2 separate regions of the Homo sapiens genome follow, and region 1 is linked to region 2. Evidence: chromatin loops called from intact Hi-C (ENCODE). Cell type or tissue: heart right ventricle. All regions are shown on one strand. Each heading gives the region's core, and the rest is flanking DNA. Links, peaks and the distances in the headings are about the cores only.

Region 1 (2,928 bases), core at 223-2,722, 48 kb after region 2:
TGAATAGAGAAGCATTCCATAGATTGAGCTTTACACCTTAGTGAGGATCGATAATATTGGTTTGATTTTAAAAGAACACATTCTCTTATTTAAATTTTTTCTATGTGGTTTCTAAAAGGTCAAGTGTGTTTTTCATAAAGGTGAGAATATATTCCTAAGCAAAATGAAAAAAAGTTGGAGTATAAATATGAAATCCTTAAAATCTAAGTATATGGATTATAAGATTCCACAGAAAATTTAAGGTGAAGGGGGGCCACTTTTTATTGGATGCTTGCTATATGCCAGACCAAGTGCTTTACAAATATTGTTGATGAATGAATGAATGAATGATCCTACATGATATTTACTAATATTTCTATTTTACCAATGAGGAAACTGAGGCTGTTGGAGTTTGTAAGAAGTCACCCCATCTGATAGATGTCAGAAATAGAATTCAAACCCAAATATTTCTGACTCTGATTTATGTAATGTAGGAGAGATTTAGAATAGAGTGCTGGAAAGAATCACATTTAATAAACTCCCCCCACTGTCTTGGGCCAGTTGATGAAGACAGCTTTTATTTTTCTCCTTGGAGTCCCTAACTTCCCCCACTGAGTGCCAATCTCCTCATTTCATTTTCTCACGTTACTCATCTCTTTTATCCACTCGATTCTGGTTGAAATTAGTGGAATCTTCATGCTGAAGAGCTTCTAATGACATAGAGAACAGGGAATACTAACCCAATGTTCTGATCTTTTTTAAAAGCCCAGACAGAAAATAATATTGGCCCCAGCGGTCAAAACCCAGACAACTCTAGTTTTGATGGGATAGCTCCCAAAAAGTTCAGATGCTTCCCTGAACTCATCCAAACCTTGGGCGGTCTCCTGCTTTTCCGGAGGGAACATGCTTGGTGAATGATGCACCAAGTTGAAACACATGGAGAATGCCCTCCGTGGGGACTCTTGGGTCTTGTATGAGGTTAAGTCCCAATTGCACATCAAGCTGCCGTGGTATTTCTCCTCTGCAAGCAGACTTTGTCCTGTTGAAAATGGAATCTCAACCACACAAAAAGCACTGGAAGTTACATTAGTGAAGTCATCAACCATGTATGCACGGTCTTCGTTTTATGCATCTACCTTGCATCAGATGCTAGCCTACACACGTCACCTGTGTTATTTCATTTACTCTTTGCAACAAAACTGCCAGGTGGTTGTTATCTTTACTTAACAAATGAGGAAACCAAGGCCTGGGTTGATCAAGTAATGTACTCAAAGTCACATGACTTGAAGGTGGCAGTAGGGATTTAAGCCAACTCTGTTCATCTTCAAAAAGTGTGTTTCTAATCACGTCACAGCGTCTCCTGACCAGTCCAGAAAGACACCAGCAAATATTAACATCTGGGAGTGAATTTGTACCCTAGCTTTATTTCCAATTGATGACATCTTTTCTTGTTTACTTCTTAAAGCAGGGATAGAAGCAGTGGAGCTGGCAAGCACCCCTGGTTCACATGTAGCAAACATGGGTGACGTGGCCAGGCTGCTGGACAGAGGTTATTGGTTCAGGCCAAGTGATGGGAGTTAATAAGCTCCAAGGAAAAGTAAACCCTCAGCTGACTGGAACCTCTGAGAACCCTATCAGAAAAAAAATTTGACAAGATAGACTAGGATTAAAATTCATGGATGGCTTTAGAACTCAGAAATAAATCAGGAAGAAAAAAAATATATGTGCAAGCCAATTCCATAAATACTAGAACCTCGTAGAATCATTAAAAGTCCCCATAACTTGGGCCTGAGTGCAACTGTGGTCCCTTCACTGTAGTAATTTAAACTCGACTGTTTATTTTGGCTTCTGCCTTCTCAATGACTTGTTCTAATCGAAATGCTTTGATGAGATGCACAAAAGGAATAAAAATATGATTGAAAAGCCAGAGAGTAATATCTTGGTTTAAAACAACTGTGAGCACAAACTTTAATCTTTGGCATTGCCATAAGGGCTATCTTAGACTAACTGGGGCAAACACTTTTAGGATCTTGTTTGGAAAAACATTTTTGGTTTTAGAGTGGGTGTCCATGTATCATAACACAACACTTACAAAACATAATTTTTTAAAAAAGCCTCTTATTCTGCCTACAATCCATGTGCTTTTGACATCATAAGCTCCATTTCTTGAAGGCTTCTATAAAAATCCATGGCTTATGGAAGGTAAAGGCAACATTATGCTGAGTTCAAGCAATATTTGTGGGACTTGGGTTCCACTTTTTCTATAAAGAGCCAATGTGTTTTTCTCCTGTTTTACCTGAAGCACCTATGTGGATCTGCATGTCTTTAGTCATCTTGGTGGGGTGCTTACCTGAATTAGATATTATCTTCTGGAAGTCAATAGGAATAATAAATAATAAATGTTAATATTTTTTAAGTCAGATATTCTCAAGAAGAACTGGATTCAAAGCCTGGCCAAGCTAGTTGACCACCTGTGAGGCCATGGACAAGTTCCTTATATCTCAAATCACTAATTTTCTTACCTACAAATTGGTGGTAGTAATGCATTGGTTTGTACAAAGGATTCAATGAGTTAATATATGTTGTATTAGTTTGCTACTGCTGCCATAACAAAGTACCACAGACTGGGTGGCTTAAAAAACAAAATTCCCTTTTCTCATGGTTCTGGAGGCTGGAATCTGAGATCAAAGTGTTGGCAGGATTGGTTTCTTCTGAGGCCTCTCTCCTTGGCTTGTAGACAGCCGCCTTCTCCCTGTGTTTTCTTATGGTCTCCTCTCTGCGTGTATGTGTGTCCTAATCTTCTCTTCATATAGGGAAACCAAGCATATTTGGATTCAGACCCACCCATACGACTTCATTTTACCTTAATTACCTCTTTAAAGACCCTATCTCCAAATAAAGTCACATTCTGAGGTACTAGGCATTAGGACTTCAACATAGGAATTTTGG
Region 2 (2,928 bases), core at 277-2,776:
TCAGGTTTGTGTTCAATTTTGAAGTCACTGTTTTAGTTTTGATATCAATGTAAGGAGTGTAAGACCTGTGTAAATGGGATATCAGGTTAAAAAATCCAGCCTGCTCCATCCTGAGGAGAGCACAAATACATGGGACTCACAGATAATTCAAATGTTGACTTCACTACTCCAGCTGTCAAAGCAGTTCTGAGCGAGAACAAGACTGTTTGTAGGAACTCTAGTTCTTTTGCATTACCTGTCTTCCTGGAGGTAGAATCATCAGGAAGAAGAAACCAAGAGGAGCAGAATCAGATGGGTGAAGTAACCCGTGCATTATGTAAACAATCTTTGGCCCATAACCTAGGGTGAGCCAACATATTAATATTTAACTACTAACTCACAGGATCAACCAATCAGATTTGGCCCTGGACATAGCCCCAATCAGCCCTGGAGATAACATTCCCATGGCAACACTAATGCATTCTTCACTGAATGGTTGGCAACACTAATGCACTTACTCATTTAAGATTCTTTGTTTAATGTATGTCTTCCCCTCCAGACTGTAAGCCTATTGAAGGGTTTCCCTAGCATGTTGTGGGTGCTCAATAAATAACTATTGTCTGACGGCAAATACCACACCCCTGAGCCATATGGAAGACATCTCCCCTCATGGTGTTGTGGCTAATTCAGAAGTGGCATAGAGTCATGAAAAAGTGCTTCACATCAGGACAGCAGCTCAGCTCCTGACCTGGTTCTGCTTTTCTCTCACTGTGTGACTTTGGACAAGTCATCTCCTCTCCCTCTACCTCTGACTCCTTTGCTATGAAATGACAGGATTGGATTTGATGATCTCTGAGGCCGATTTCAGCTCTAATACTCAGTGGTTCAGCACACCCATAAAGTGCACAGCAGAGGTTTGTTTGTGACCAAAACAGAATGTTAGGAACTGAAAAAACTGCCAAAGACCACTTTAGAGGAAAAGTGGAAACAAGGTTTTGTGTGAAATATGCTTGGCTTGCACAATGCAAGTGATTCTTTTGTGAGAGCGGAAGGCCATAGGGTGTGATTACTTTATCTGCCACTAAGCTTCCTGGGCAGCCCAGGCCAAGCTAAAGATACCTATCACTCTTGTTCAAGGTCCGTTTCCTACTGAGTTGTCACACTGTTGAATTATTGTTGAGTTGAAGTCCAAAAGGGGAAATATTTTGCAATCTAGAGTTGGACCCTGGAGCTATACAACTATGATTACTGATACAGATTTTCCCAGAAAATCTCAGTGCACCGAGGTCATACCAAGGAGCCCTCATACTTCTGTATGCTACTGTCAGCTTACTCTGCTGGTGGTGCTGAAGTTCCGTGAACATTTTCCCCAATGAGCAAGTAAAAACATTTCATTTTGCCTCTTCCTGAACCATTTTTTTAAAAGTTTTTATATGGAATAAATCTTTACATTAAAAAAGATACACAATAGCATTTACTTTTAAAAATAAAATTTAAAATATGATGTGTATATTTAAGGTATACAACATTATGTTATGGGATACATATAGATAGTAAAAAGGTTACTATAATAAAACAAATATATTCAGCATCTCACAGAGTTATCCCCATTGCCCTGCCCCTTTGTTTGGTAAGAGCAGCTAAAATCTACTCATTTAACAGGACTCCTAAATGCATAAAATTTTATTAATTACAGTCCTCCTGTACATTAGAGCTCTAGGCTTATTCATTCTAATATATGCTACTTGATAACCTCTGACCTACATCTTCCCATTTGTTCCCCTTTTCCCTAACCCCTGGTAACTACTGTTTTATTCTCTGTGTTTGTATATTTGACTTTAATTTTGGTTTAGATTCTACATACAAGTGATATCATAAAATGTTTTTCTTTCTATGCCTGGCTTACTTCATCTAGTGTAATATCCTCCAGTTCCATCCAAGTTGTGGCAAATGGCAGGATTTCCTTTTTTAAGGCTGAATAACATTCTATTGGATGGATAGCTAGATGATGATAGATAGATAGATAGATAGATAGATAGATAGATAGATAGATAAAGAGTGTCCTGTGTACTGAGTCAGAGGACACATATATCTGTTTCTTTATCCATTTGTCCATTGATGGACACTTAGGTTGTTCCCATATCTTGACTATTGTGAATAATGCTGCAACAAACATGGGTGTGCAGATATCTTTATGAGGTGGTGATTTCATCTCCTTGGGTATATAATCAGAAGAGGGATTACTATGTTAAATGGTCATTCTATTTTTAATCAATTTTTTTGAGACAGGGTTTCACTTCATTGCTCAGGCTGGAGTGCAGTGGCATGATCATGGCTACTGTAGCCTCAACCTCCCATGCTCAAGTCATCCTCCCACCTCAGCCTCCCAAGTAGCTAAGACTACAGACATGTGCCACCATGCTGGGCTAATTTTTTAGTTTTTTGTAGAGATGTGAACTCACCATGTGGCTTAGGTTTTTCTTAATTTGTCTAGGAACCTCCATATTGTTTTCCATAATGCTTGCGCCAATCTACATTTCCACCAACAATGTACAATTTTTCCCTTTTCTCCACACCCTTGCTGACATTTTTTATCTCTTGACTTTTATGATTATCATCCTAATGGACATGAGGTGAAATAAGCTTTTAAAAAAACCTTTTTTTATGTAGCTCTGTTTAAAAAGCACTTTAGGAAGAAGGACATATTTGTCTGCACAAAAAGAGTATCCTGTGTACTGAGTCAAAGGATGACAAGCCCATAGCTCCTTGAATCTTAACACAGATGCTACTATGACTATTAGCTTTTAAACTCCTGCCATCCTCAGAGAGCCTATGATAGTGATGAAGAAAGAATTATATAACATGACGGGTTCAAAGATCCCAGGACAGGTATCAAAACCCCAGCTTCCAAACCAGTTGCGTGTATTCCTCTGAGCAAATCCCGGCCTC

What was found. Hi-C counts contacts between places; a loop is a spot of excess contacts. Peaks named below come from ENCODE experiments on the same cell type or tissue, not always from the same donor. Only the 100,000 strongest peaks of a DNase experiment are listed, where the experiment ranks them.
Region 1: it touches region 2 in a loop (2.0-fold over the local background); 31 of 110 quality-filtered maps call a loop at or near these places.

Annotation. Positions count from the first base shown.
Region 1 is chr18:22,537,750-22,540,677 of GRCh38, forward strand. All of the region lies in intron 1 of LOC124904265 (a long non-coding RNA gene), which reads left to right. Among named protein-coding and RNA genes, the nearest start is that of CTAGE1, 120 kb to the left of the region's middle. In heart right ventricle, for the core only: no CTCF peak of the experiment used is centred there; DNase peaks (open chromatin) are centred at 922 and 1,492; H3K27ac peaks cover 2,469 bases.
Region 2 is chr18:22,489,509-22,492,436 of GRCh38, forward strand. No RefSeq gene overlaps it. Among named protein-coding and RNA genes, the nearest start is that of CTAGE1, 73 kb to the left of the region's middle. In heart right ventricle, for the core only: a CTCF peak has its summit at 1,312; no DNase peak of the experiment used is centred there; H3K27ac peaks cover 683 bases.